2 separate regions of the Homo sapiens genome follow, and region 2 is linked to region 1. Evidence: read pairs that join two places in POLR2A ChIA-PET (ENCODE). Cell type or tissue: Caco-2. All regions are shown on one strand. Links, peaks and the distances in the headings refer to the core of each region. The heading gives the core; the rest is flanking DNA. Region 1 holds the start of LOC105378100 (a long non-coding RNA gene). Region 2 holds the start of LOC105378095 (a long non-coding RNA gene).

What was found. ChIA-PET counts read pairs that join two places held together with the same protein. Peaks named below come from ENCODE experiments on the same cell type or tissue, not always from the same donor. Only the 100,000 strongest peaks of a DNase experiment are listed, where the experiment ranks them.
Region 2: POLR2A ChIA-PET joins it to region 1 with 12 read pairs; 2 of 35 experiments call an interaction of 5 or more read pairs at or near these places.

The regions. Positions count from the first base shown.
Region 1 is chr6:163,387,958-163,403,683 of GRCh38, forward strand. It overlaps LOC105378100 (a long non-coding RNA gene), which reads right to left and starts at 5,691. Exons shown (of 4, transcript XR_943208.3): 1 at 5,178-5,691; 2 at 3,895-4,671; 3 at 2,855-2,961; 4 at 1,455-1,895. RefSeq lists an enhancer at 1-136 and a silencer at 4,660-4,954. In Caco-2, for the core only: no CTCF peak of the experiment used is centred there; no DNase peak of the experiment used is centred there.
Region 2 is chr6:163,201,815-163,217,540 of GRCh38, forward strand. The region is part of intron 4 of PACRG (parkin coregulated); the gene reads left to right. LOC105378095 (a long non-coding RNA gene) reads left to right here and starts at 7,462. Exons shown (of 2, transcript XR_943198.3): 1 at 7,462-7,575; 2 at 8,045-9,826. In Caco-2, for the core only: no CTCF peak of the experiment used is centred there; no DNase peak of the experiment used is centred there.

The DNA of each region.
Region 1 (15,726 bases), core at 4,536-12,535:
GCTCCCTTCCGGCCCCAGCAGGCCCAGCTGCCTGCAAGACCATGAAGGGAAGGCCCTGGAAGGTCTTGGGCCGCGTGGCCGGTGGCACTGGCTCCCTCTGGACACTCGTGGCTCTCCCTGTGGCTCCACACCACTCATTTCGGCTCCATTAACTCAGCTCCCAGTTTTCCAAGAGTTGCATTAATTTATGAGATGGTTTGGACTCACTCACTGGCCATGACCTTGGCCCTCACCCCAGGATATTATTTTCAGCATGTATCCTCTGGATCTCCCATTGCAACCATGGGCAGGAGGCGCTCATCCTTTCACGGCCCCACACCCAGCCCAGAGAGACAAAGGCCAGAGCAAATGGATTCCAGTCCCTGGACCCCAATTTCCAGTGAGGTCAGGGACCCAGGTGGGAAGTGAGCAGCGGGATGAAGTTGCAAGGGTGTCTCTGCTGCGCATCCCACTTTTACCATGATGTCCTGCATGCTTTTCTTCTGGAAGCACCAAAGGTCACTACCCACTCCTCCTGCAGAGAAAGCTGGCACTCACTCAGGTTTTAATCCTTTGGAGGGACAAACATACACATGTAGCAATTTGAGAAGATGCACAAAGCTATGTGTGAGAAGTGCCTGTGAATGCAGTCAGATCACACAGTCACACAAAACACAAAAAGGCTTCACAAAGGAACAGGGCCAGAGGAACTGATGTCCTACAGCAGTGGGCTTCAACCAGTCTTGAAGGGTACAATGGACCTGGATGGACAGTAAGATAAATGGAGACGCATTGCATGTAGGTGGTACCCACATGAACCAGCGCAGAGCAGCTGGATCTAGCTGACACACTGAAGTAACCAAGTACAGAATGGAAGTCCCCCATGATAGGGCCACAAAGAACTCTGCACAATGGGCACAGGTATTGTCAAACAGACACAGGTTTCATAGTAGCGGAGAGTCACCCCAGAGAAAATTGCTCAAGAATGGAAGACTCTGCAAATAGACCTGAAAGGAAGAAGCAGAACATGTATACTAGTATAGTATCAAAGAATCTGTATTTGTGTTGTTATTCTTCTGTGGTTTCTTTAGGTAATATTCTAAAACATAGTCAACCGTGTGTGCATTATAAATAATGTATTTTGTAATTTACATTTTTCTAATTGAAAAAATTTCAGGGATCACCCCAAGTAAATCTCATGCATGATTTAACAGGTGATGAATACAATTTTATCTATTTAAAAAATCTCTGAAATAGTGCTGTTTCTCAACCAAACAGAGCTAGAGAGTGGCCTTAATCCTTGCTTCCGAACTTTCATGAGATTATAACCTACCTAGAATGGTTTGCGTTACAGGAACTGACCAAATGCAGGGAGAGAACCAGAATAACTTAGTTTACCTTTCATTGGTATCGCACTTTAAACTTTGAAAGGCCACTTTAAATCTATTCTGTAATCTGTTCCTCACATCACCACGTAAGGCAGGGGCAGGTTTTATTTTTGCCGCTTGACAGAGAGCATAATCAATTTCCTAAGGGCTCCCTCACTAGAGAGTGGCAAGAAGAAGGCCAGACCTTGGGTCAACCCTCTTTTGCGTGAGCATTTATTGCTTTCACAACCTTGTACCCTTCCTCTTTTCTGAGGACACCACCTCTCTTCTTCAGGAAGACTGCTTCTCTCACACTCTAACCATCAGGTGCAAATGATGGCTACCAATCATCCACTCCCATCCAGGGCCTCTGACCCGGGCTAAGCCAACTGGTCTCCTGGGACTCTTCAGCTGGCATCAAGCTTGGGGTAAGGAGGTGGGCAGTTTTAGCCAAGATGTTCTGTTTTGTTTTTTCTTGCAGCAAAGTTGTGAGATGTGAGGGCAGGAGTAGCTGGTGGCTTAGCATTCAGCCATATGCAGGAGGTTTGTCTGAGAAAGTGAAATAACATGCAGGGAGAAGAGAAAGGAGAAAGTCTTGTTAGCACTCCAGCCCCTGGTTCCAGTGGTTTCTAAAGCTCAGTTGCTTCCTTGCCCTTTCCATGGTTATTTGAGACTTTCAGTAAAAACCTTTTCTTTCTTTGCTTAAGCTATTTCAAGTTGACACTGTGGGAGGCCGAAGGGGGAAAACATCTGAGGTCTGGAGTTTGAGACTATCCTGGCTAACATGGCGAAACCCCCATCTCTATTAAAAATACAAAAATTAGCCCAGCATGGTGGTGGGTGCCTGTAATCCCAGCTACTTGGGAGGCTGAGGCAGGAGAATCACTTGAACCCTGGAGGCAGAGGTTGCAGTGAGCCAAGATCATGCCACTGTACTCCAGCCTGGCTGACAGAGCAAAAACAAACAAACAAACAAACAAAAGAGACAAAAAAAAAAAAAACTATTTCAAGTTGAATTTTGGTTACTTAAGAAAACAAAAGGCTGGGCTCGGTGGCTCACCCCTGTAATCTCAGCACTTTGGGAGGCTGAGATGGGCAGATCACCTGAGGTCGGGAGTTCAAGACCAGCCTGACCAACATGGAGAAACCCTGTCTCTACTAAAAATACAAAATTAGCTGAGTGTGGTGGCACATGCCTGTAATCCCAGCTACTCAGGAGGCTGAGGCAGGAGAAGCACTTGAATCTGGGAGGTGGAGGTTGCTGTGAGCCGAGATCGCACCATTGCACGACAGCCTGGGCAACAATAGCGAAACTCCGTCTCAAAAAAAGAAAAGAAAAAAGAAAAGAAAACAGTTGTAAGAAATCTATCTGTCCTCAAGGTTATGCTGCAATATCACTTCTATCCACTTCAATACCATTTTCATATGTGAAGAAATATAGGCTCATTAAAGACAAACAGGTCACCCCAAATCCTACATTGAGTTACTGGTATAATTATGTTATTCACCACTGCATGTTATTTGGATCCTATATATGTAATCAGTAAAATTTCACATCCACTACCTCCTTTGATTTTCATGACAAAATGGAAACAGATGGAACAAGCATTGTTAGCTGTAATTTTAGATGAGAAAAGTAAGGTTTAGAGAAGTGAGGTGACTTCCCCACTGTCAATCAGCCTGTGAAGAAATAGGACTTGAAGCAATGTTCATTCTAACCATACCTCATTATACATCTGTACATACACACAAACACACAGACACATGTGCACACACAGGTTCATTTCAATAAAGAATAAAAATAAAGGCCAGGCGCAGTGGCTCATGCCTGTAATTCCAGCACTTTGGGAGGCTGAGGCAGGTGGATCACGAGCTCAGGAGTTTGAGACCAGCATGGACAAAATGGGGAAACCCCGTCTCTACCAAAAATACAAAAATTAGCCAGGGGTGGTGGCGGGCGCCTGTAGTCCCAGCTACTCAGGAGGATGATGCAAAAGAATCGCTTGAACCCAGGAGACGGAGGTTGCAGTGAGCCGAGACTGTGCCACTGCACTCCAGCCTGGGCGACAGAGCGAGACTCTGTCTCAAAAAAATAAAATAAAATAAAATTTAGTGAAATCACTATCCTTCTTAAGATTTTGTTTAATAAGTGTTTTAAGGTATCGCCCATAATTATTTGCTCTTTTGCATCCTGCCAAAATATGGGTGTAGGAACCACCTGGCTTTTCTGCAGTTCTAATTGGTATAAAATATTTTCCATTATCTTGAGACTTGATAAAATATAAATAGCTTGTACTTTGTCTCTCTTGGTTTTGATACCTAATGGAATGTGAAAAGGCAAGATGACACATAAAAAGAGAGCAAAAGATAATTAATGCAAAGATTAATTTTGGGAAACCTCCAGAATTACATCATGTGATTAGTTCACAGTTTAGAAGCCTTTGGTGGAATTACATTCATGCAAACAAATTCCATTCACATAGTTCAGGGAAGCTGAATGATTTTATAGATGAATTATCCTTAAAATGTAAGGTTATGTAAGTCTTACTCCTCATTTTCTTCCTGATATCGAGCTTAAACAGTCAAGAAAAGCCAAGATCTGGCACTCAGTTTTTTATGGAAAAATCGATGGCAGATACTAAAATGGTGGAAAGAAGGCTGCCACTAAGCTAAAGTACAGCAACTTTTTAAATGACATAAATGCTCCTTGAAGGCAAGTAGCCAAGGTTGGTAGTCTCCAAATGTCATCTGTGCTGGTTTCCATGTCTTTGTGCAATGCTGTACAGGGGTGAACTGAGTAAAAGGCTAGAATGGATCTGTGGTTTTCAAGTTGCATTTTTGTTGTTGTTGTTTTAGGGAGTGACACATACAAAACTATTAAAGGTGGACATAGTAGGAGTCAGGGAGGGAATGCGGAAGCCCAGGGCTCTTCCATAGCCTCCAGGTGAAATGAGTTCTGTGACTCACTTGAAGTGTTTATGACACAATATTAGCTGCCTTTACCATACGCTTAAATATTGATTACAGTAAAATGATTGTAACATAAAACATCACTCAGTGGGACTCCTTCCTTAGGTTATGAAAATTCAGATTTAAGATTCAACTATGTAGATAACACAATAAACCAAAAATAATTAAGCGAACTCATTACAAATTTGGAAAATAAAATGTTTGTTTGTTTGTTTGTTTTTTCCTCCAGCTGAATTGACTGGTTGTTTGTCGGTATGGACAAAATAAAATGATTATTTCATTGTGAGAATACTTCTTGGACAGCTTCTCCCATTTACAAGCCAACTCTTTTCAGACGAGCTTGTACACGTACACACTGTCAGAGAACAGAGGAAGACAGGTCAGGGTAGTTTTGAATTTGGCATTTAGCCAGTAAACTTTTAATTTCATTTTGGATTCAGGCTTAGCTGTGAAACATGTATGTCTCAGTCTAGGGCAGTAACAGTTTCAGGCTGGAGAAATCTCACAATGCATAACTGCCACTCCCAGTGTCTCCATGGAAACAGCTGGGGGCTGGTCTGCCAGTTCCTATCATGTTTGAGAACCATGTGTAATCACTTTGGAATAGGCAGTATTTTTAAACTTTGCAGTGAGTTGGGTGAAAGCTTCAGGGATCAAATATTTGAAAATGTCTGAGGAGTAAAAATCATGCCATGAGATAAAGCTTTGTGAGAAAGAGACAACGCAAAACGGTCACTTTTAATATTTCAATTCTGAGTTAAGACTTCATATAGATATTTTCATTTATTCCTTGCCATTTTAATACAGATTCGGATAGGTTCTTGTTTGAGAAAAGAGGTTCTGCAAAGCTTTTCTACTTACATGAAACTCCATGGTAATGACGCTGTACTGGAAAAAAGAGAGGTTAGATAAAAGATGAGGTCTCCAAGTTTTAGAGTGAAAATGCTAAATGTTGCTTAGATTTTGTGTGTATTTAGTTGTATTTAAAAAGGTAAATGAGAAATCATTTGTATACTGGTTTCTGAAAGATATATTTGAGTTTATTAAAACTTTCAGATTTTTTGTACTTTACTCAATGCATGACTATTTCACTGAAATTCTCACGTTTTTGTTTTGGTGTCAGGAGAGGCACTGTTTTGACAGTATTTGCACATGGGATTTACCTCCATCCTTGGATATATTTCTGTGACACCAGAGCAGTTTCCATGAAGGCCCTGGAAGGGAAATTTTCAATCAACAAACAGCAAAGGAGCCCACTGACCATGGGCACACTTTTTTTCTTAACAAATATTATTGCTGATGTCTTATCACATAATCAACTCATTATAGAAATTACGGCTAAGCAAAATAAAATGAAACCACACTAATAAGATAAAAATTCTATGTTTTTCTATTTAAAATAAAAATATTACTATAACTTTACCCTTTCATGATTATTTACATAAAATAAATTCCCAGAAGTGAAATTATAGCCCCCCAACACAACCTAAATCTTTTGATAACTATTACCAAACTGCCTTGCAGAAATCTCCTATCAATTTATAGTATTATCATCAGTATATGAGAATGTCTGTTTCCTCTCCTTGTTAACCATGGATAATATAATTAAAACATACTTTTCCATTTTATAGGTAAAAAAATAGTTTTGTGTTAGTTTCATTTTCATGGATAAACTTCGACACTGAACAAAGTTTGTCCCCAGCTCCCTCTGCCCTGCTGGTCATTTCTCTTGTGTGCTACCTTACACCTCCCCATTCCCTAAAAAAACCCCTGTATCTTGGCTTTCAGGGAACCCTATTCCAGTACATTCTAGTATGTGCCTCCACAGAACACTGTTGCAAGGGCCTGACCTTTTCCTTCCTTTGTGGATTCTGTGTTTTAAAACAGAGCTGGGATGGGCGTGGTGGCTCACGCCTGTAATTCCAGCACTTTGGGAGGCAGAGACAGGCAGGTCGCTTGAGCTCAGGAGTTTCAGACCAGCCTGGGCAACATGACAAAACTGCAACTCTACAAAAATACAAAAATTAGCCAGGTTTGGTGATGTGCGCCTGTAGTCCCAGCTACTCGGGAGACTGAGGCAGGAGGATCACTTAAGCCTGGGAGGCAATGGCTGCAGTAAACCATGATTGTGCCACTGCACTCCAGTCTGGACAACAGAGCAAGACTCTGTCTCAAAAACAAACAAACAAACAAAAATGAAAAACAAAAAACAGCCTTCTTTTTTCTTTCCTGCTCAGGTTATTCCAACCTCTAATTTTAGTCAGAGGTTAGCACTTGATAATGCCATCCACCCAGAAGATATATATGTATATATATACTCACATATATACTATCTATATATTAAAGGTTAATAACTTTAATTAACTCAGCAAAATTAAACTTTAATTTTAATTCTTAAAATTTCCATGACTAATATTTTTGTTAAAAGAATTAAAGTCCACTGGCTCGGAACATATTTTTAGCCAAGAAAGCCTTCTTGGAGACCCTCAGCTTACTCCACGCAGATCAGGACCATCCACTGTGCACGGTTAAAAGGCCAACTCCACCGTTTTCTGTTGAGTGTCAGCTGGGAGGAAGCCAGTCTCTGTCTAGACCTGTTGATGGATGTGGGGTGGTCCCTTCACACAAGGCAGCAATGCCTACCCCAGAGCCAGGAGCCACTTGAAGTGTGGGACACAGTTGAGCTCAGTAATCCACCATCAGTAGAGGTAATAGTTCTGTTTATGTATAGATATTTATTTATGCATAAAATGATGACTAAGAGTGTGTGTGTGCATTTAATTTACTTGATCAAAGCCATCCAACATTCACACAAAAATATTTACTGAATACCCCCACTGATTCCCAGAGTTTTCTACAAAATGCCCTTCTGAAATACCTTCCAAGCAATGCATTACCTCCCCCAGGAGGAATCTGGAACAATTTTTTGAACTCTTTCACTAACTTTTTCTTTAAAAAATGTAGATACAGTTTTCTTTAAACTTAGATAGAGCCAGGTACCTATTCATTCAGACAAGTCAGTAATAAATGACTAGGAAATAACGCTGAGTATGACAATTCCCTGTCAGTGTAGCAGATGAAAGAAAACACTTTCTGTGTGAACATTCCATCTTAGTTTTTATTGATGAAACATAAAGACACCTTGGTTGTAAGCTAAGAATGTGTAATGCTGATTACAACAATAGTTACATAAATAGACCAGAGTCGGTTATTTATGTGGACTTCAAATAACAGATTTTGTTTGGAGTGGGGTCTGGGATGGAGAATAGAGTACGTTCTGTACTTTCATGTGAAAGAAATATTATCAACAACTAATTTTCAGTTTGTCACAAAATGCATAGGGAAGCCTTCCGTATGCTTCAGGGAAGTTGGAGATTTATTTCTGCTTTGCCTCCCTTCAGCTAGAGAAGCAGTGTGGGCCTGAAGCAGGATTTCCCAATCTTTTTGTACCCTGTGAGGATGGATGAAGAGAGCTACGCTAATTATTCATTGCTTGAATCAAGAAGGAATTTTTGAAAATAACAAAATCTTCATATTTTAGTATATTAAGATCTAGAAATGAAAACCAGTATCCGTTGATGGGTTATATTAAAAAAACACACACACAGAAAAAATACACTTTTCAACCTACTGTCATGATACACAAATTTGAAAGTTAGTGACAGAGCCCTGGGCCCTTCCGGACCAGGGTCTGATGGGCTGCTTGGGCATTCTGTGTTCACTGAGAACAGAAAGGAAGGGGCAGGCGAGGGAGATGATTAAAGGTTGGAAAGATGACTGTTGCTGGCAGTGTGATATTAAGGCCATTAACTGAGGTGTCTGCACCTCAGTTCCAGTGTGCTAATATATTATCCTATCTGTTAAAATATCATAAAGATTACCTATAATTAAAGATGATTTACACTGTAAGCCATAACTCGATATAATTTCATGCAAACACATTTAGGGTGAATTCATCTTAAAGTGGAATTTAGCTAGCCTAATGAAAACAGCATCTAAAAGCCACAGAAGAGACAGAGGGAAAAAGACAGCGAAAACGGCGGTATAATACAAACCCTAACAACTCCTTCTGGGATCCAGACTCACATGATCTGTGGTGAAGGAATTTGCCTAAAGCCCTGCTTAAACAAACTATTGATGAGTTCTTTATTTTCAAATTTACAACTTATTTCCAACATTTAAACTCTGTCCTTAACTTTTTCTTCACCACTGGGAAGAGCCAGGCCAGGCAGTTCTGCGTTTGCAATGGCCTTGTCTTATTTTACATTGGGACTGACTGGAAACAACAGTTAGATTTGCAACTCCAGAAAGCAAAGATGAAACTTTGTACTTTCTTTTGTATCAAGCTGTACCATTTATTTCTCCCCTGGCAACAGATTTCAAATCTCTCCTCCTCCCCCTCTCTCCTTCCTTCCTTTTCATGGGAACTGCTTGGTGAGTGCCGAAGGAGGATCTGACAAAGCTGATTGTGTGTGTGTGTGTGTGTGTGTGTGTGTGTGTGTGTGTGTGCAGGTGCGTGTGTGTGTGCATGTGCGTGCCTGGTTTCTGTGTCGGTGTGTGCAGGCACGCATTAATTAACGTAATTCCTCAACATCCAACAAGAGCGCATCAGAAACCCGGGAGAAAAAGCCTCATGCATATTTAGATGAGACTTCTACCTTCCAACCGGCGTGAAAAGAGTATTTAGAGGGGAGTTGGTCTGGGCTAATCTGCATGTGAATCAGGGGGGTGGACAAAAGGATGAAAAGGTGGTGGAAACTCGAACACAAACCCTGCGGTCTCCAGGGGGTCATTCATCTTGCCCCGGTCGACATCCTCGCGGCCTGGCTTCCTTCTGCGCATGAGCGAACAGAGCCTTTTCCCAAAGACAGTTGGCAAAGGGTGCGTGTGCTTTGTTCTGTCGGGCACTTTTTTAAGAAACAAAATTTCTTTACCCGTTCTATTTGACTGACTTCTTCAGGCTTCTTAGCTGCTGCTATCCATAGGAATGATGCAACTATTATTTAGTAATTTATACAAATATACAAGACAGAAATTCATTGTGATAAAATATACTTAAAAATTACCATATGACCATTTTAAAGTGTACAATTCATTGGCATTAACTACATATACAATGTTGTGTAACCATCACCAACGATTTCCAGAACTTTGTCATTATCCCCAGCAGAAATCCTGAATACTTTAAACAGGAACTCCCAGCCCTCCCCTCCCCACAACATGAACAAGATTGATTAGGACTCTGTTCTTAGAGACTCTTCACGGAGTTAGTCTCCTGACATTTGATTTCGGAGGAGCTGGGGTGTGCAGAGCAAGGGAGAGTGAAGGAAGCCAAAGTTCAACAGATGAGAGGAGGGTAGGAAAGTCTTTTTTCCTTAGCGTGGTTTCACTGGAATAATGAACTCAGAGCCTGGAGATGAATATGGAGAAAGAAAACCTCAATGTCAAATGGCCAGGCTGGTTTTCACCAGCATGAAAGACGAGGAGAGTGACAAAGTTAAGCAACTTTTGAAAATTTTCTATTTTGATAAGGGATTGGTTTATACAAGTAAGAATTTCAAAATAAAATCCAAAACAAAATTAAAAAATACAAGCCTGGTATTCTAGTGTTTGAGACACAAGTGGAATATACACTTTACAGAACTAGCCCATCAAATATTTGGGGATAGCCTGTATTTAATCAAAAGACTAAAGCGAAGGCTGGGAGGATAGTCTGTATAACTAATGGTAAAAATTAATTTATGTTTCTGATTTTGTAAATCTCTGGGGTTGCAACTATGTTGCTTTAAATGAAAAACAGATAAAAATATCATTAATTAAATTCTAGTACAAGGAAACACATTGTGAAGGAAATTTGCAGATTTCCAAACTCCCCAAATTCACCATTTACTTTTAAAAATCTTTAATAGGACAAAAGTTCAGCACAATAAAACAAAGGGGCAGTTCTACTGAGTTTGTGCTAATGGGACCTTGTTTGTTCTAGTGTATATAGCAAGACTCCTTTCCTAAGAAGGAGTATTATCCATGGAGACCACGTGTGAGTGACTAATACTCTTCTCCCCTCAGTGGAAGCCATGCCTGTTACAGTCACTGATTATTTAAGGAATTTTAATATTTTATGTAATGTGAAGATGAGATTATCGAGACAGCTCTCAAGGCAGGTGTTAGAGGGAGTGGGGCTGAGGCCCAGGGAACTGGAGGTAATGGGCAAAGCTGGTAAGTTGGGAAGTACTGGGAAAACTGGCTTTAATCAGCTTAAACACAAAGGAGGCTTATTACCCAGGTAACTGAGGAAGGTGAATCAAACATTAATGGATGCTGGAGTTGAAACGACGCCCTAAGGAACTGTTCTTCCACATTGGCTCTGCTTCCCCTGTGCTGGCTTCTTTCTTTGAAAGAATCCATAGGATATCTGCATCCTCTAAAGCCAGCAATCTCACCCAAAAGGAGAGATCCCCTTCTCCTGAATGCTTCAGCAATAATTGATTAGGCCACAATAACTGATTATGGGTCAAGAGGCTGCCCCAGAACTGATCATGTGGCCAATGGCTCGGAGCCTCGGCTGTGTGTGCACTGCCTGCCAACTTGGTGGTGCAGAAATTAAGCCACAGCAAATCATGTTGTAGATTCTCACATAAGAGAGGGAGTTTCTTACGGGGAGGAGGAGGAGGAAGTAGAACCTGCTGAGCAGACCACAGCTGTATCTCCCACAAGGCACTGCAAGGCTGGCCCTTCCCTGAGCTCTGGACACACACGTGTTAGTAAAAGCTGGCTAGGCTGCTCGCCAAGTGTGTGAAGGCTTGTTTCTTATTTACGCAACGGAACCGTGCAGTGGACGGGCCTGAAGGATGACCTTCTCCATGCTCTCATTTTGGGACTCACATCTTCAACACATCTCCTTTCCCTCTAGCCTGAATGAGACAGCTGATGGTGAAGGCAGGGGCCGGATTTGTAGGCCAGGCTGGAAGGAGTACAGCTCCTATTCCACTGGCTGGCACTCAGACACATGGCCATATGGGAGGTGGGAAATGGAAATAGTTATGTGCCCAAGAGCAAGAGAAAACCAATTTTGAACTGCTATCAATCTTTGCCTCTTCCCACTACTCTGCAAATGGGTCAAAAATCTAGAGGCACTTGGCCAGGCGTGGTGGCTCACGCCTGTAATCTCAACACTGGGAGGCTGAGGCAGGCGGATCACCTGAGGTCAGGAGTTCGGGACCAGCTTGACAAATATGGTGAAACATCGTCTTTACTAAAAATACAAAAATTAGGTGGGCGTGGTGGTGGGCACCTGTAATCCTAGCTACTCTGGAGACTGAGGCAGAAGGATTGGTTGAACCCGGGAGGCAGAGGTCGCAGTGAGCCGAGACCGTGCCACTGCACTCCAGCCTAGGTGACAGAGGGAGACTCCATTTCAAACAAACAAACAAACAAAAAACTCTAGAGGCATGTGCAGTGGCACACGAATAGCAGTTACTGAGTTCTTACCACGTGTTGGTGACTGTTCTAAGGGCTCTGCATATATTAACTCCCATCGCCCCCTTATCAACCTGTGAGGTGGGCTGGGCATCCCCTTTGGAAGATGAAGAAACAGAGGCACAGTGAGGTTACTTGCCCAAGGGCCAACGTAGAAACTGTTTGGAGCCGGGATTTGACACAGAACGAGATGACCACACAGGATTACTTTTGAGAGGACTGCGTGAGATGATGTTTGAAAGGCCCAGATTGTGCCGGGCACATGGAAAGCGCTCAAACAGTGCGAGTCATATTATTAATATGTTCCTCAGGTGAAGCACTGTGCCGCGAAGGAAGGCTGTTCTGGAGGTAGAGCTTTGAAGCTGAAAGACGGATGTTCACAGAAGCAGGCTCCATAATGTTGTTCTCTACTGAGTCTGCATGACTACTAAGGAGACTAGATCCACAGATTAAATTAGAACAACTGTTGTACCAGCCCAGGGCCATGGAGGGCACGACCAGCCATCCCCGCTGACTGCACCCACGGTTTCCCCGGGCAAGACCTTCTTTCCTCCTTCCCCCTGTGGCAATTCCCTTCTGGTCTTGTCCAGTCTGACTCTTGTCAGCTCCTCTAGGAGTCTTCTCTCCACAGCCTCTCCCTGTTCTAGTCCTCAGGTGGAGTTAGTTGCTTCTCATCCAACATTCCCACAGGAGACCAAGGATAGTCCCATTGCAAGACCTAGCTCATTGCTCTGTAATTTTTGGTACTTGCCCTCTTTACCACTCTGCAGAATTCCTGGAAGGCAGAGACAATTACTTCCCGTTGTACCCCCAATGCCTCACATTGTGCATGATGAAAGGAGGCAGTCTAAAGGTAGTCTATTTTTTTAAGAAAGAATAAAAATCAGTGAGCAGATTGATTTTTTAAAAAAGACATTAATAAGAATTATAATAAGAACCAGTTTTTATTGAGCAATCACTGTATTCCAGGCATAGGTCGGGGGTTATCATTGCCCAATGTCATCCTCATGGTAGCATGATAAAATGGGCATTATTATGTAAACCAAAAAGTTTTGGAGACAGGTCTCAATCAATTTAGAAGTTTATTTTCCCAAGGTTAAGGACATGCCCAGAAGAAATAAACATGGAATCACAGAAACAATCTGTGGTGTGTGCCTTTCTCCAATCTTGATTTTGAGGGCTTCAATATTTAAAGGGGAAAAGAGAAAAGGAGCAGGTAGGGGAATCGTCGTTACGTATTCCTCTCTACTCAGTAAATCGTGCTCAGTAAATTGGCAATTTATGTAACATAAGGTGAACACTGAGAAGCTACCTGTGGAGATGTTGAAGCTTTTATCTGTAGCTCTCTGCTTAGGAACAAAAGGAAAGGCCGCATCTTGCATGACTCAGCTTTCAGCTTAATTTTTCTTTTGGCAGAGTGAATTGTGGTCCCGATTTTTAATTTCCCTTTCACAATTAGCATCCCCATTTTGCAGCTGAGAAGACTGAGGACGGCTGAGCTCAAGCTGCCTGCCCGATGGCACCCAGTCGAGACACAGCTTTTCCCCATTGTGCTGTATTGCCTCACTGGGCCAATTTAAATTCAACAACAGAGACCCACATCGTGCTGTACGCTAGAGGCACAGAGCTATCAGGGAGGAACACGGAAGACAAGTGCAAGGGAACAATGGCCCGGAGGGGACATCTTTGTGGGGGAGGGGTAGGAGGGCAGAGCCCTAAGACCTCAACCAAGAGGTCTCCATGATGGACCCTGGTGGCAAACTGAAGGTCAAAACAAGTAGCCTAAAGCCCAAGGGAGAGGCCTTTGTAGGGGAGAAGGAGAAGTGTCTTCTTTGTTAAAGGGTCAGGGATTGGGCCTGGACCCAAGAGCTAGGCACAGCTCGGTAACAGCAAACGTGCGCAGACCAACCTCTAGCTACACAAAAGATGAATAAGAATGCTTCGGAAATATTCAAAGCAGTTGACCCAGGTCTCCATTGAAACATAAATGAGGTCAAGCTCTGGGAACCACTGCTGGTAGTTTTTTCAGATTCTTTAGCAACCTTGTAATTTTCCCAATGTCGGTAATTTTTAAAACTCTTTGACCTTTCTATAACCAAAACTCCTATGTCCTTTTTCTAATTTGTGTTTGTTTTGGAGGCAGCAGGGATGAGGAGAGATTGGGGAAGCTGTGCCTGGCTCTGCAGTGGGCCCTGGAAGAGGCTGGCAGAGACACTGGGTGCAGTAGGCACCTCCATGCTGGGGGCTGGCCGAGGAGAAAAGAGACAGGTGGGAGGGGGCTGGGTGGATGGCAGCTCCCTGGAGACGCCATAGGACACAGGGGATGGACACAGTTCTTTTTAGACTCCCAGCACTTCACTCTTAGCCCCAAGGAGGATCTGTGTCATATAGAAATTCGTGGTAGCATTAGGGAGAAGCCGCGCACTTACCTCTTTATCACAAGTGCAGTTTAAATTAAATTAGGAAGGAGAGACTACAAGCTTTGCAAAGCTCCCTTGTAAGAATCTGGGGATCAGAGACACTTGACAGCTGAAATCACCTGAGGCTTGTTATTGCCAAGGGTGAGCACGGGTTCCTGAAATAGTTGGTTGAAACTGCTGGGCCCAGGAAGCTTCTGGTTACCGTGCAGGTCAGGCCCAGGTAGAGCAAACGGTGAAGTTCACTTAGTAGGAAGGTTTCTCCCCAGCTCTGGGGCTTCCTGTTGATTCTTAAAGGGGAAAAATATATGGTGAATGACAAAGATTTTTAGTTTTGTGATGTCGACCAGTAATTTAATTCAATTCCAATAAGAAATAAATAACAGATCCAAGGACCCTCTTATTTTGAAATGTTTTCTAATATTTTCCAGTGGTTAGCATTACTCAGAACCAGGGTATTTTCTTTAACAATTCAGATCTTGCAAATGATTTCAAATGGGGCACAGAATCTGAAGCTGCCTGGCACCAACACGAACTCTAGGACATAAAGGAGGGCTGGACCTGCCTGACACTATGGGGTGGAAAAACAAGCTAGACCTTGAGCCGGCAGGGCAAGAACTGGTGCACAGGCCATGAAATACTGTGTGCGTGTGTGCGTGTGTGTGTGTATGCGTGTGTGTGTGTGTATGCGTATGTGTGTGTGTTTAGAAAACTTTTGAAAAGCAAAACTGCTTTTAGGTTCACTTTCCAGCAAAGGAGAATTTTTTTTTGGTGGGGGGGAAGGGAGGACAATTTCCTTTATCGAAATTTTTTCCTTTGCTCTCTTTTTCCTCATGTAATCCCTATTTCCTTTCTTGAATGAATGCTGTAAAGATAAAGTTGAGACTATGGAATACAATGTCAAATGAAGGGTAAATAACAATGAGAAATTGTATGTTAGCAATATTTTTTTTTTTGAGATGAGGCCTCGCTCTGTTGCTCAGGCTAGAGTGCAGTGGCGTGATCTCGGCTCACTGCAGCCACCACCTACTTGGTTCAAACGATTCTCCTGTCTTAGCTTCCTGAGCAGCTGTGATTACAGGCACCCGCCACCCACGCCCAGCTAATTTTTGTATTTGTAGTAGAGATGGGTTTTGCCATGTTGGCCAGGCTGGTCTCGAACTCCTGACCTCAAGTGATCCACCTGCCTTGGCCTCCCAAAGGGCTGGGATTACAGGTGTGAACCATCACGCCCAGCCGGTAAGTTGGCAATTTTTTAAAAAGCTGTATTAAGATGCTAGGAAAGTCTTACATCCAGGAAGTTCGACAGTAGACATCAAGAACAAGGTTATGGGGTGTTCATGTTGCACTCATATGCATATGTTATATTATACATAAGAAATTCTATCACATCACACCAGCAGGTTTCAAGTTTAGCGTAACTCAGGGCCCCTCAGAAACTCTGCATGGAGAGGCTGTGGGGAGGATGGGAAAGGACCCACAGACCACGATGAGGACAGAGAGAATGGGAGAGGGCT
Region 2 (15,726 bases), core at 3,591-11,590, 190 kb before region 1:
GGGCCATTGACACAGTCAGATGTGGGAGCCCCGGGTCCATTGCAAATGGATCCAGTCTAATGGGGGAGAGAGACCTGCCTTCCTCACACGGTGGTGGCCAACCTCGACGTTAGATTTGGGGGAAGTTCAGAGGAGTGAGCGGGCCTCCCTGGGGGGCTTCCCAGAGGTGGGCTTAGAGCCAGACTTTGAAGGGCAGGCAGGGTTAGAGTAATGAGCAAAGGGCAGAGGAAGCAGTGCGAGCAAACGCGGGGACCTGAGCAGGCCCGTTGGGGCAGCAGGAGGGCAGCAGGGTTCTGGGAAGCAGGGGAAGCCGTCCTGTCCCGGCCGGCTGCTGGGAGAAGGTGGGGGCAGAGGGGAAAATGGAGGGAAACTGGTGCTTCCGTGTCCACTGGTCAGGGGTGGGAGTTGATTAGTAACTGAGGGAGGAAACATAAGATCCTCTCTGAGTGGAAAGTCTCTAGCAGTGACTATCTCTGAGTCCTTCTCCAGTCCCAAAGCTCTGCCATTTCTGCCTTTGCTGCTATGAAATAAATATATATATATGTATATACTGTTTGTATGTGTTTATGTGCATGTGTGTGTGTATGTGGGGGTGCATATATGTGTATATATGTGTATGTGAGCATGTATGAGCATACATATGTATGTGTGCGTGTATATGTGTGTATAAATATTATAGATTCAGATTTTCCCATATTTCCCCACATTCTGCCAGCAGTAATAGAACAAGCTACATAAATTGCCACAAACTGTCAAATATTCAGGATTCTCTGTTCTCAGAGTTCAAAGAGAAGTAGTTGTAACGATGGTTTTCATATTGAAATGAGAACTACTAAGCTAAGCTAACCTAGAGAGGATTCTAGCAAATAGATCTTGGATTGATTCCTTGCTTGCAATTTATCTAAGCAATCCATACCAAAAAAAAGTAATAAATATGCAATTTTGCCTAAATCTCATGAATAACTGATAAAAAGCTAGATTATCTGGGCTTCAGCAAGTACTTTCACATGGAGTTATAAATACAGAACATTGAAGGAGTGGTCGGGAGGCCAGGATCCCAAGTCAGACTGTGAGAATTCAATCTCTGGGTGCCTTTTCATCTCTAGTCTGATTGATAGACTGTGGAGTGCGTTCTCCAAAAACAAGTTTTAGAGGAGCCACAAAGTCGGAAGGGGCTGTGGGGGAAGCACCTTCGGTTGCCTGCTTGCCACAGCTGCTAGTCAGGGAATAGGTACATCGGGCCGTTCCTCATCTTCCTGGCCTGCTGACCCACAATTATCCTCACTCAAAAGCACTGTAGATGGGACCAGGCACGGCGGCTCACACCTGTAATCCCAGCAGTAATCCCAGCACTTTGAGAGGTTGAGGCAGGCAGATCACCTGAGGTCAGGAGTTCAAGACCAGCCTGGCCAACGTGGTGAAACCCCATCTCTACCAAAAATACAAAATTTAGCCGGGTGTGGTGACATGTGCCTGTGGTCCCAGCTACTCAGGAGGCTGAGGCAGGAGAATCACTTGAGCCCAGGAGGCGGAGGTTGCAGTGAGCCGAGATTGCGCCATTGCACTCCAGCCGGGCGACAGAGCGAGATTCCGTCTCAAAAACAAACAAACAAACAAAAAAACCCACCAAACATTGTAGAAGAAGGAAACACCCTCACTGTGGATCACATGCATCACTTCTGAAGATTTATTTTGTTAAGGAAAGAAACTTTGTTTGCCTCGGGTTTTGGGTTGGTGATGAGTTTTCCTCGTTCAGCTCATTAGCCCATAGAACAACTGCTTCAGCGCATCACGCTGGCAGGGCCCTGAAGGAGAAGATAATCCGCTCTTTCTGAATCCATAGGACAATAATAGCAAATTCTGAGCTTATTAAAATACATGGTGTCACCAGCTCATCAGAAAGGGCAACAGGCAGTATACCAATGCAGTTCTGGTCTTGTAGTTTCAAAAGGCTAATTACTTTTACAATAAAATAAAGAGAACTTACCTGTCATTGAGCTGATGCATGTAAAAGCTGTTTCTAGCTAATAGAGGTTTCTGCAAATGATTCAGTACACATTTTCCACAATGTTCCACAAATCATATTGGGGTATAGTTGTTGGCGGCATTTCATACCTGAGTGAGGTGTGATCATGTTTTAATTAGGATCCTGTAAGGTGAAAATAGACTGCACATGCAAATAGTCGGAACTAATTGCCTATTTTCATGATACATAGTGATTTCTAAGAAAATTATGACTAATTTTAAATGAACTAAAAATATGAAGTGATATCCAACCTGAATCCTGTGATAGGGTTTGGGAGTTTCTTACCTAAAGGGCTAAATCTTTGTCATTTCATTTATAGCCATTCATGAACACAGGTAATAGTGTTTGCAGATCTTTATAAAAATGTGTGACATGGATTGTTAACATTAGCTTGGCCTCAAGGTAATTTTCCTCTAGAAGTATTTATATATTTTAATAGACAACTGACAGACTATTGGGGCTTCAAGTCCTTTCCTTATAAATTTGAATCCACCTTTATGTTATTACTGCATTCAATTTTCTCTAGATTATATGTGCCAATACAAAAATTCTAACCTTTTCCCCTTGGTTTAATATTTTTCTGTGTGTTTTTATATGCATATGGGAAACACTGACAGAGATGAAACACCCATCCCATCTGTTATCCTTGTCCTCTTTCTCTTCTCCTCTACCCCCACCAATCACAAGTGGGACCCTGGAAACCCGGGGCTGTAATGCATGAAAGATCTAGAAACGAGGAGAGGTAGAACACACTAATAAGAAGAGCCCATGGTCAGAGCACCCCTGCAGATTGTCAGGAGCTAAGAATGGAGGAAAAGAGAGACTCATTAAGCCATGCCCCATGGAGAGGCAATGGGAGGTGCATAAGAAATGTTTCTGGAAGTCCTGACCAGGGCAATCGGGCATGAGAAAGAAAGAAAAAGAGAGGAAGTCAAACTATCCCTATTTGCAGACAATATGATTCTATACCTACAAAACCCCATAGCCTCTGCTCAAGACCTCCTTGATCTGATAAGCAACTTTAGCAAAGTTTCAGGATATAAAATCAATGTACAAAAACCACTAGCTTTCCTGTACACCAACAACAGCCAAGCTGAGAGCCAAATCAAGAACACAATCCCATTCACAATAGTCACAGAAAGAATAAATACCTAGGGTATAGCTAACCATGGAGGTGAAAGATCTCTGCAGTGAGAATTGCAAAAGACTGCTCAAAGAAATCAGAGATGACACAAACAAATGGAAAAACATTTCATGCTTATGGATAGAAGAATCAATATTGTTAAAATGGCCATACTGCCCAAAGCAATTTACAGATTCGATGCTATTCCAATTAATCTACCAATGACATTCTTCATAGAATTAGAAAAAACAATTTTAAAATTTATGTGGAACCAAAAAGAGACTGAATAGCCAAGGAAATCTTAAGCAAAAAGAACAAAGCTGGAGGGAACACATTACCCAACTTCAAACTATATGACAAGGCTACAGTAACCAAAACAGCATGTACTGGTATAAAAACAGACACATAAACCAATGGAACAGAATAGACAGCCCAGAAATAAGGCTGCACACCTACAACCATCTGATCTTTGACAAACTTGACAAAAGCAATAGGGAAAGGACTCCCTATTCAATAAATGGTGGTGGGATAGCTGGCTAGCCATACGCAGAAGATTCAAACTGGACCCCTTCCTTATACTGTGCACAAAAATCAACTCAAGATGGATAAAATACTTAAATGTAAAACCTAAAACTACAAAAACCCTGGAAGATAACCTCAGAAATACCATTCTGGACATAGGATCTAGCAAAGATTTCATGACAAAGACACCAAAAGATGTTGCAACAAAAACAAAAATTTACAAATGGGACCTAATTAAACTAAAGAGCTTCTGCACAGCAAAGGAAACCATTGACAGAGTAAACAGATAACCTACAGAATGGGAGGAAATATTTCCAAACTATGCATCTGACAAAGGCCTAAAATTCAGAATCTATAAGGAACTTAAAGGAATTTACGGGCAAAAACCAAACAACCCCATTCAAAAGTGGGCAAATGACATGAACAGACATTTTTCAAAATAAGACACAAATGACCAACAAGCATGTGAAAAAATGCTTCACATCACTGATCATTACAGAAATGCAAATCAAATCCACAATGAGATACCATCTCACACCACTCAGAATGGCTATTGCTAAAAAGTAAAAAAATAACAGATGCTGACAAGGTTGCAGAGAAAAGAGAATGCTATACACTGCTGGTGGGGGAGTGTAAATTAGTTCAGCCATTGTGGAAAGCAGTGTGGTGATTCCTCAAAGAACTTAAAACAGAATTACCATTTGACCCAGCAATCTCCTTATTGGGTATATACCTGAAGTAATATAAATCATTTTACCATAAAGACACGTGCACGTGTATATTCATGACAACACTCTTCACAATAGCAAAGACATGAAATCAACCTAAATGCCCATCAGTGGTAGACTGGATAAAAAATGTAGTACATACATACCATGGAATACTATGCAGCCATGAAAAAGAATGGGATCATGGCTTTTGCAGCAACATGGATAGAGCTTTTATCCTAAGCAAGCTAACACAGGAACAGAAAAACAAATCCCACATGTTCTCACTTATAAGTGGGAATAAACAAGAACACATAGACACAAAGAGGAGAACAACAGGCTTCAGGGATTACTTGAGGCTGGAGGCTGGGAGAAGGGAGAGGATCAAAAATCTACTTATCAGGTACTATGCTTAGTACCTGGGTGAAAAAATAATCTGTACACCAAACATCTGAGACACATGTACCCCTGAGCCCAAAATAAAAGTTAAAAAATAGAAGAAAAGGAAAGTAAACCCCCAAAAAAGAAATATTTCTCAGACTCTTGGAGAAGCTGTCCCCTCACAGGGAATGGGGAGAACAGTCTCTTAAGTTTCCCCAGAGAAGCTTTGTCACAAGTAATCTCAAATCCAGATCTGGTTGAATTCTCTGAGAGAGAAAGAAATGCAAAATTAACACTCAACTCAGGAAGGTTGATTAAGAGAAGGTGCTAATATTTGCTTTCCTTTTCCTCAATTCTGAAAATATCATACTTCATTTTTTTTCTTTTACCGCTGTTTATAAGTATGTTCACTTTGCTATCAGGTCAGTTTGGTTCGTGTGGGACATTTCGCTAGGATTTTATTTCTTTTCTTAATAAATAGTCAATATTTGTCAACATATCACTTTTGACATTCTGTTTTTTAAATACGCTTTGTAGAAAGTGAGAGATTTCTTTAAATGAAATGATTTCAGTCGCAGAACACACATTTGTTTTTAATCTCTGGTCCCAGTGGTATTTATCTCTTACTAAGAAAGCAAGCTTTCCTTTTAGAAAGTGATCTGTTCCCTCATTGTTTTATTTATAATTTAGAGTATGGGTAGTCTGTCTGCTGAAATGAAAATAATGACCACAGCCTATTAAGTTTCTCCAAATGGAACAGGTGATACCCAGGGTTTCAAAAGTCTGAAAATAACAAATGATCAATGAGCAAAGAAATGAAGGTATAAGGCCTAAAATTTGCAACATAAAAATAAACACATCCTCAAGAAATACTGAAATCGATTTTTATTTCCTTGGCTCACATTTGTGCTCATTACACATCAGACATTTCCATGATATTCAACTCCCTACGGTTTAGATGTGAGAATAGCACATGGAAACAAGGACACTCACACCCAGTTGTGTTTCCCATCCCTGTTTCCTGGCTCATCACTACATGATGAGATGCTTGAGGGAGCTGCTCTTCACACTTAACGCCCAGCACTCAGCGTGTGCCCAGATAGAATGGAGGCATGGATGGTAGCCTGCTCCATTTTAATATTAGATTAAAATGCAAGCATCTCATTTCTTTCTACAAAATTAAAATATAAGACTGTCAGGATCCATAAGTGTCTCTTATAATGAAAGTGGAAGAATTAGAATCCATAATCTTATTTTTGCAATAAAAATATGAATCACTGTTCACAAATATTCAGCGCAATAGAATACCAAGTGAGATTGTGCCTGTCTTAGAAAGAAAGGCAAGCTCTCAATCTGTGGATACCATATGGATGTCGCTGAGAAGGAGTGGGGACTTGGGCAGCAAAGCTGCCAGGCGTTGGGGAGCATATGGAAGTGGCCTGTTTGGGGCCACAGACGGTCGGGCAATGCTTCCTTCTCTCTTCACAGTTGTCTAACATATTGCCACTGTCTACATGAGCATAACTTAATAGCCAATTTGAATTCTATTGTAGTTAAACTTGGTGTTATCCTGTTAGTAAACTAGCTTATATTGCACAATCGAGTCCAAAGATTATTTTTGCTTTATTTACTACATAAAGCAAATACTCTGTAAAGAACTGAAACCACTTTTATTCATAGACTATATTGGAGATTTTCTTTTCTTTTCTTTTTTCTCTTCTTTTCTTGTCCTAAGACATAACATAGTACCTTCAATGAAGATGACGGTGGTAGTGCTAGTATAGTATACAAATTAGAAAAAGGATAATTGCAGAGATCAGAATCTAAGCTACATTTTACTTTTTTTAAAAAAAAAAGATTGTCAGGTTATCATGTTAAAATTAGCATCTTCTCTATATTAATAAATCAATTCTGTGATTAAAAGTCCAGAAATAAAATAACAAATAAATGTGCATTTTATTTAGCTATTTTTAGTGTGCTATTGGATTTGAAGCTAATTTGGCTAAGCACACGTTTGGATTTCCATCTTTTTTGGTATCACTTCCTAGGATTTTAGTGCAGTGGCTCCTAAAAAGAATGCTCAAATATTACTTATAATCCCCCAAGATATATCTTCTTTGCATGGAATAAAATGTGAACTAACTTGGAGAAAGGAACACTTTAGACATACATTTCATTAATGTAAATATCCACCTCAAACTATGTGGATTAGCATCTCTTAGAATTGATGTTACAATGCTAACAAGAGAAAAAGAAAACAAAGTACCGGTCTACAAAAATATTTGTCTAATGCCGAATGTTAGATTATTAAACAGAAAAGCACATTAGCTAATGTGAAATGATGTTTTTCTCCAAATTTATTACATTTTCCCCCTCTGTGTTAAATTTTCTTTAAAAGGAGATCTCACAGGAGTGGATAGGCAAGCTGGATCTGTGAGCAGCTACAAATAGAAGCACAAGACAAAGTAATCTATAGGCTGGCACTCACATTCATTTACTAAATAAGGTCGTGAGCAATATTAGGCACATTTTTCTGACACCTTTCCCAGTTGACTAGAAGTTGAGTGCATTTAGTAAAGGAAGTACACAGTGAACTGTTGTTAGTATTTATCAGGAAACGTGATGAGTGGCCCTGAAATAGAGCATCTTACCATCCAAATTTCTCAGTAGCCTTAATAAAGAATAGTCAGTAGCCTTAGTGCAGACTAGCTGGAGTAGATCTAAGCAGTATTAATGTGGCAGTCCGCCTCAGCATGAAAGTGGAGCTTTGCAAAAGGACGAGAAATGGATTTGGATGGGCAAGGTTGAAAGTAGTTGTAAGTTGATCTGGCATTTTATATTTCATTAATCAATTTCTAAATCTATAATTAAAAGAAAACTACATTGAGTGGTTGGGCATAAAGTAGAGATTGAATGATACCCACAACAAATAATTGTTAATATTGACAGGTTATGCTACAGGGATTGCCTAATTTCACAGATGAGGGTAACACAAAATGAGACAACTGCTACATAATGTTTATTCTAAAGGAATATTATGACATTACTGAGTTTTGAATTTTCCTTTGTATTGACTTTTTCATAATGCATGAAATAAGCATACATCAACCTAGTTAATACCTGAACAAGACAACATATCCAAGCCATAATTTGATGTAAAGCATGTGACACAAAGGAAATATCATATTGTAAATATCGTACTGTAAACTAACAACTGAAAACTTCCATATGTCTAAAGTACACAAACATATTCTTTATTTTACCTTCACATTCTTTCTTTTAAAGAAAGAAAAGCCATTGCAACTCAGCAGTGAACAAGGCAAAGACAGTCAATTGAAATCAACCCTCCATTGCACAGTAAGAGTATATGTGTGAAGTTCTTGAGCCGAGCCCCTAAAAGTCTCCATGAACATCAAACCACGCCTGTTGGGGGACCTCAGTTCTCTACCAAATGTCTTGTTAATTGAGCTTTGGCAAATGTCTCCATGAGGACCATTGTCACCCGTCATGCTCATGAGAGTCACGGCCTACGCTTCCACATACTTTTAAAAATCTTATTAAAGATTACAGAGCAGTCAGGTGAGTACACAGACAATTACATCCAGACGATGAACAGAAGGACAGAATAATGTACTAACTTTCTGCTCTTTAATGGACTTTACCTGTGACCCAAATATATTCCTTCTAAAGCATTTATAGAACTATCAAAGTTTAGATATTGTAATACCAATGTGTAATCCATTCTATAATGCAGAATATCTTTCTAAAATGTGAAAAAGTGCCAAGTATTCAATTCAACACAGTAAGTGTTGAACATGAGGACAAAGAAAATTCACTGGAGGGCCTTCATTAAAAAATATCCCCACTGAAAATAAAGCAGAGACCACCAGAGTGGACAGAGCACTCACCATGGCCTTAGAAGGTGGAGCTTCCAAGCGGATGCACCCATTTCTATGGGCTGAGGACCATAACCTCTGAGCATTAACTTCCTCTTCCAAAGCACATGGATGATATCTACTGCAGAGGCATGTTGAAGGGATTAAATTGGTTAACGCATACTGAAGCAGCCACTAAATTTCTCTGTTAAATACATGTATCTCTTCCCCTTACTTTTGCTGAGAACAAAATAATTTCTGTTCTTTGTTGCACCCAGTTTGTACTGAAGGGCATAACCTTGAATATTTGAAAAGGAAAACTCTCTTCAGTTCAATGGAAGATATAGGACATGTTAAGTAAGAAACAGCAAGCTCTTTAAATCAGTGAATAGCTGTATTGGGGGGAAAAATGTGGTTCATCCCAAGGCAGCCAAAAGTTGACCTGGTGAACTGTCTGGTTGGTTTTATGCCCTATTTAAACACACATTAAACAGATCTGAAGTGTCTTAAAATGGAAAAATGTCTTCGTTCAAATAATAAGAACTTAATAAAATTCTTCATTACTTCACTGGAGCCTTATTTGACAATACTAAATTTTTTCTCCTAGGCTTACATGATAGATTCTATCACAGAATCTTTCTCTCCCACCACCTTTTTTTTAAATTCCCTTTGGCTCTTAACTCTACCATTATGACAGCAACACTTAAAGCTGACCTTTTTTTGACAGAGTTAGCAATTCTCCTCCAGGCTATGTAGTGATTCTTCAATGCTTATGTGTAAATTATGCAACTGTCTCATACTTCACAGAAACATTTTATAATCCTGTGTACTATTCCATCATTGGTTTAATGAAAACATTAACACTTGGTTTCCATAATATTTACCATATGGTAAAGTCACTGTTTTATAGAGTAAAGGGACAGATAGCTGAGGTCAATTTAAATAATTGTCTTAAAATTCCCCATGATGAACAAATTTTTTAAATTTATCTTATCTACCAATAGCATGGAAATATCAAGCTTATATACACAGGTGGACTTGCACCTTTACCGTATTTGATTATTTTTCATAACTTAGAATCTAGGCATATATCTATGTAATGGAGTTTTTACAGAAGCCTTTGGACAAGAACACATTTGTTGTAATTCTCGGTATTTAAATCAATTGCGCATAATAAAATGACTCATGAAAACATTCTACTTAATATGGTATATCTTCCCGTAGTAAAAGATGACTTCCTCGTTCCTCCCCCTATAAGAGTTACCAATGTAAGCAGTCGAAATGGTTGAGCCTCTTGGTTTTGCACTCCTACCAAGTCTGGTTTGTAACTAGGAAAATAAGCAAACAGGTCATGAGGGTATGAGGGGAGGGTAGCATAATGCAGTGCTCATTCTCTTCCTCTTCCTCAATAATTCAGCCCAAAGCCACCAAATGGAGCTGAGCACGTGCAGTCAGCGTCTACCTGCAGTGGCAGAGGGAGCCACTGTGGTCCAGGGAGGGGTGTCAGGGCCTAAGAAGAGTGAGGAAGACATCTGTGTGGTTGGGAAGCACTGCCAATGGCCCTGCAAGTGGGATCAGAATACCAGAGTGACCAGAAAGGCATCTGCATTGGGATGAAGAAGGAGTACAGAGCAGTGGGATATTGGTTACATACAGGGGTAGATCAAATGAATAAATATAAAAAGGATAATGGGAGCCAAGAGAGTTACAAATATGAAAAGATAGAGAATTTGAAAATACTCTGGGGTATTGGATTAGAGTTGAGATACTGGCATAAACTCATGATTTTCATTATAGATAAAGGTAGCTGTGGAAATGAGCATGGTTGTAACTATGTGTATGTGTGTATAGCTATGTTCACTGTGAGGGCCCGGGAGCAGTGGCACCCCAAAAGCAGTGAGCACATCTGGTACCTGGATTTTGGTTTCTAAGTACCATTCTCCCTAAAAAGGAACCAAAGCTCCTTGAGAAATGGCCAATTCCAGAACTAAGGCAGGAAAAGTCCAAGAATGATCTTGGAACAGAGCCATGTCAAAAAGAAAGAAAATGCTTAAAGAGCAAAGGAGACATGTGCAGGGGACACAGATGCTGGCTCAAAAGGGTTGCCCAATTGCCAAGTCAGGGACCCTTTGACCTTCAAAATAAATGATAGTAAAATGGGCTATAACCCATAGACTACATTAGGAATTAATGACTCCATATTAATATAAATGAATAAATGAATAAAAGTTTGATGAAAAATTGTATATTTACCATTATTTCATATTATCTCCCAACAAAATGCACATTAATTATAAAGGGAAGAAGAGTAACTTTACTTTGGAAACTGATAATCTTTTTTTTTTTTTTGAGACGGAGTCTCGCTCATCGCCCAGGCTGGATTGCAGTGGCACGATCTCGGCTCACTGCAAGCTATGCCTCCCAGGTTCATGCCATTCTCCTGCCTCAGCCTCCCGAGTAGCTGGAACTACAGGCACCCACCACCACGCCCAGCTAATTTTTTGTATTTTTATTAGACATGGGGTTTCACCTTGTTAGCCAGGATGGTCTTGATCTCCTGACCTCGTGATCCACCCGCCTTGGCCTCCCAAAGTGCTGGGATTACAGGCATGAGCCACCATGCCCAACCAGAAACTGACAATCTTAATTGAAGGATCAAGGTTAACATGGCTATGAAATGGACAAATTAAAAGCACGTGGCAGCTGATGGAGCACAGTGGGATATATCTGCCAGAAATGCAAAACCTGACTCTAATCATTAGGAAGTGTCAGACAAACCCCAATTGAGGGATGTTCAATTTTTAAAAAACAAAACTGCCCTGTAACCTTTTAAAATGTCCAGGGCATGAAAGTCAAGGAAAAAAAAAACAAAACAAAACTGAAGAACTGTTTTAGATAGGAGAATAAAGAGACATCACAAATAATGCAACATGTGATTCTGGATTGATCTTTTTGCTATTAAGGATGTTATTGGGACAACTGGCAATATGTGAATGAGTTGGGGATAAAGTGGTAGTAATATACCGGTGTTTGTTGCATTTCAGTGCTTGTGTTACGATTATGTAGGAGAATGTCCTTGTTTGTAGGGAATATACACTGAACTATTTAGGTTCTTTTTGGTGATAAATGAAGTTTAGTATCTTTTCATGTGATCATTGACCATTTATACTTTTTTTATGAAGCCTCTATGTATATCCTTTACCCATTTTTCTATTGTTTTGGTTATTTTTTTCTCATTGATTGGTATTAGTTATTTGTAAATTAAGGAAATTAACCCTTTGTCAGTTATAGGTATTACGAATACCCCCACTTAAAGTTTACAAATAAATCCATTGATCTTTTCCTCAAGGACAGTAAGGGATTTTGCTTAATTCTGTTTTTACATTTTAATTATTTGCTCTAACTGAAATTTACATTGGTTTAAATAATGAGATAAAGATCTAGCTGTACATTTTTTAAAATGATTAGTCAATTGCCCCAACACCATATAAAAAGTAGCCTCTCTTTTTCCCACCTTTGAAACACAACCTATATCACAATCTAAATTCTACTTTATTTTGATCTACTTTTGGACTCGATTCTGTTCTTAACTATTTCTTCTCCAGGGCCAACCAAACTCTTTTCATTAATAACATGCTTCGGTAGAGTATTGTCCAATAGAACCGTCTACAATGATGAAAATATTCACTGTTTACTCTGTCCAGTATAGTAGCCACCATCACATTGAGCCTGGAGATGTGGCTAGTGTGACTAAGGACGTGAATTTTTTATTTTATAAATTTCTAATTAATTTAAACTTAAATTTCAAATAGCCACATGTGGCTAGTGGCTACCATATTGGACAGCAGAGTTTTATTATCTTACTGGGGAGTTTCTACCCATTCTTTCCACAGTTTTCCAAGATATTCTCACACGTTTATTTTTCCTTCTCATAAGAAATCTAGACTTTCTGGTTTTCCAGAAAAGGTCACATTGAATTTACAGAACACTTTGGGTACAGTTGTTATACTTTTAAAGTATGACATCATTAAGCCTTCTTTTAAGTCTCTCAGTAGAGTTTTAAAGTTTTCTTTATATAAATTTATACATCATCTTTTAAATCCATTCATATATATTTAATCTTTTTTTAATTTTTATTTTGTTTTATTTGTTTGCTGTTGTAAATGGTGTACTTATTTCAATGTCTTTTACTATATTTTCTCACTGATAATTATTTATATATAGTGCAGCTATGTAGGTATATTTTGTAATCTTTTGGGTAATTCTCTTTATGTTTTCAGGTTGTTGTAATTCTTCTTTCCAGTATTCAAACTTTCTAGTTATTTCTCATTTAACACTGTTGGCTGCCATTTCAATGGCAGTTTTAAGTAGTTGTAGCAATGGTTAGGATCCTCGTCTTATTCCACACTTTAATAGGTATGTTTTAGCATTTTATCATTAAGCTTCATGCTGGCTTAAAAAAGAAATCTGTCAATTCTTGCCTTACCACTGATTTTTAACATCAGAAATGAAGGTTGACATTTGTTAACATGCCTCTTCTCCTACCTTCTATGTAAGTTATATAATTTACCTCCTCTAATATATTACTAGTATATATTAATTTGACCCATTTGTAATTTTTTTTTATCTACCCATGTATTCAGGAAATAAATGCCACTCAGTCACGGCATTTTTTTTTTGTGCAATGTACTGCTAAATTTCTTTGGTAATTATGTAAAGATTTTTGTAATATTCAAGATAATCATCTATTTTAGAACTATTCTATCATCTTTCAGTGTCAGTGGTATGCTGTCATTATTTAAAAGAATTTTGGAGGATTCTTTCTATAATAGTTTAAATAAGCTTAAATAGAGAAATATCATTCCATGGAAAGTGGAATTAATTTGCTTCTAACGCCATCTTGGCATGGCATATTTTTATGTTAATTTAGCAATAGCTTTAATAGCATGCATTGTTATATTGTTCTGTTTTCTGTCTCTTCTGGAGTCAATTTAGTAGATTCCATTCTCCTTGACTAGGTTGATCCTGATATCATTAATCTAATGCCAAATTTAGAAAGAGGATGTTTTAGGGAAATATGATAATTTTATTTCTAGTTCTGTTGCATTTAAGATGCTCATGGGACATCGAGGTAGAAACAGCCAATAAACAAATAGAATATATATCTTAGAGCTATTTATGAGCAATCTGGGCTGGAAAGGTAGCCACATGCATGACTGTGGTGGTTAATGAGATCACCCAAGGACAACATAAAGCAATGACGAGTAATGGCCCCTGGTGGAACCCTGGAAACCCCAACATTTAACTGGGTAGGAAGAGGAAAAGGCTTGAGAATGACAGGAGAGACAGAAAAGTCAAGAATAAAAGATCAAAATCTCCCAATGCTTCAGAAAGGACAAATAGACAAATACTGAAGCATACCCATTGGATTTATTGTTTAGGAGATCAACAGTGGCCTCAGCAAAAGCGATTTCCAGGAAGTGTTTGAGACAAAGCCTGCTTTTGGGTGGCTGTAAAGTGCACTGAAGGTCAGGAACCGCAGCAGTAAGTGTAGGATGTGCTCATCAGAAGCCCGGCTGGGAAGAGAAGGATCCATGAGTCTTAAGTAATTTTAGAGATCATTTTTCAATTGAACACATGAAATGTAGACTTTTCCCTCTTTTCTGTGTCCAGAGGACGTGAGAAAGAAAGTTTTTCCTGTGTTGTCTAATAGAGAGCTGGCCGTTGTAAAGAGCATCTGGGGACAGCTGCCTTGTCATGCACTTTGAGGGATCTGGGACACCAGGGTGATGTGGAGATGTGAAAGGAGGGCCATAAAGCAGTGTCTGTCCCCAGTGGAGCCAGCACCAAGGGCAAGGGCTGGAAACCGAGGGGCTTGCACATCACCAAGGAAACCAAGGTGGAGGAACTTAGACAAAAACCTGGTGGAGGATGGGCAGAAGACAGTAATGAAACCATCGATTCACAGGCTGCTCTCAAGAGAAAAGGGGAAGAAAAACGAAGAGGAACACAAACTGAAGGCAGGATTTTTAAGGAAATATTTACAAATGCTTGAAAACTATAATTAATGTAAAGCAAGGATAGCTGATAAATAGAATATCTAAAATGCAAATGAGAGCTTAATGGCTTAGAAAAATCAAGTTGAGTCTGACTACTTCACCCAGCCCTCAATAAACACCATCCATCTACCCTTCAGCGCACCCAGCCCCCGTACACACATGCGTGTGCATACATATGCACATGTACACACAACGCAGAGATACAACTTTATCATAGTGTGAGATGCTGTCGTATTTGGCAACATTGCTATATTTTCCCCCAATTTGCTGTCCAATTTATTTTAATTATTTATATTTAGGAAACCCTCTTCCAAGAACAAAACCACCTATTATTTAAGGTTCTGCTGTCTTTAACTAGCACTGCAACTTTACAATATTCAATGTGCTTGCTTTCAACTTGCATTGTCTAATTAAATCCTCCAATAATCCATATAAAAGCAATGATCGTTTATACTTGCTGTATCTACAGAATTACATTCTCCATGAGGAACTTTGAAATACCCACAAGCATTCCACCAGCACGCCTTTGCAAGTGAATCTTCCCAATTTTCATTCAAAACTTCCGTTGAGTCCTAATAGGACTGGGGTCTGGGCACAAGTGTGAAAGACTCTGGGATGGGCAGAACCAGGCTTGGCGATAGAGGCTTAGCCTGACTAAATGAGGCCTGGGAATGTACCGCTCCCTGCAGAAGCTAGGGGTGCAGCCCGATTGTTGTAGGTATGATGCCCAAAGGCTAAAACAAGCTCCTGGCAAGCACCAAAGGAAAGCTCAGACTCAGGAAACTCACCCCCAACGGGAGCCCAATCCCAACAGAGCAGGTGATAGGCAGGTCTAGGCATACGCCAGTCCCTGGACAGGAAGGCCAGGGTTCCAGGGGAGGCCCAGTCACAGATACAAAGCCCACGTCCACGCAGTCTGCTCAGGAGGGGAGGAGGGGCATCCGCTCACTTGAAACCTTTGATCATGATTCTCAAATAGGCAACAATCTTTCTACATACCCCGAGGGTAGGGGTTCCCGGGGTAGGGGTCCCC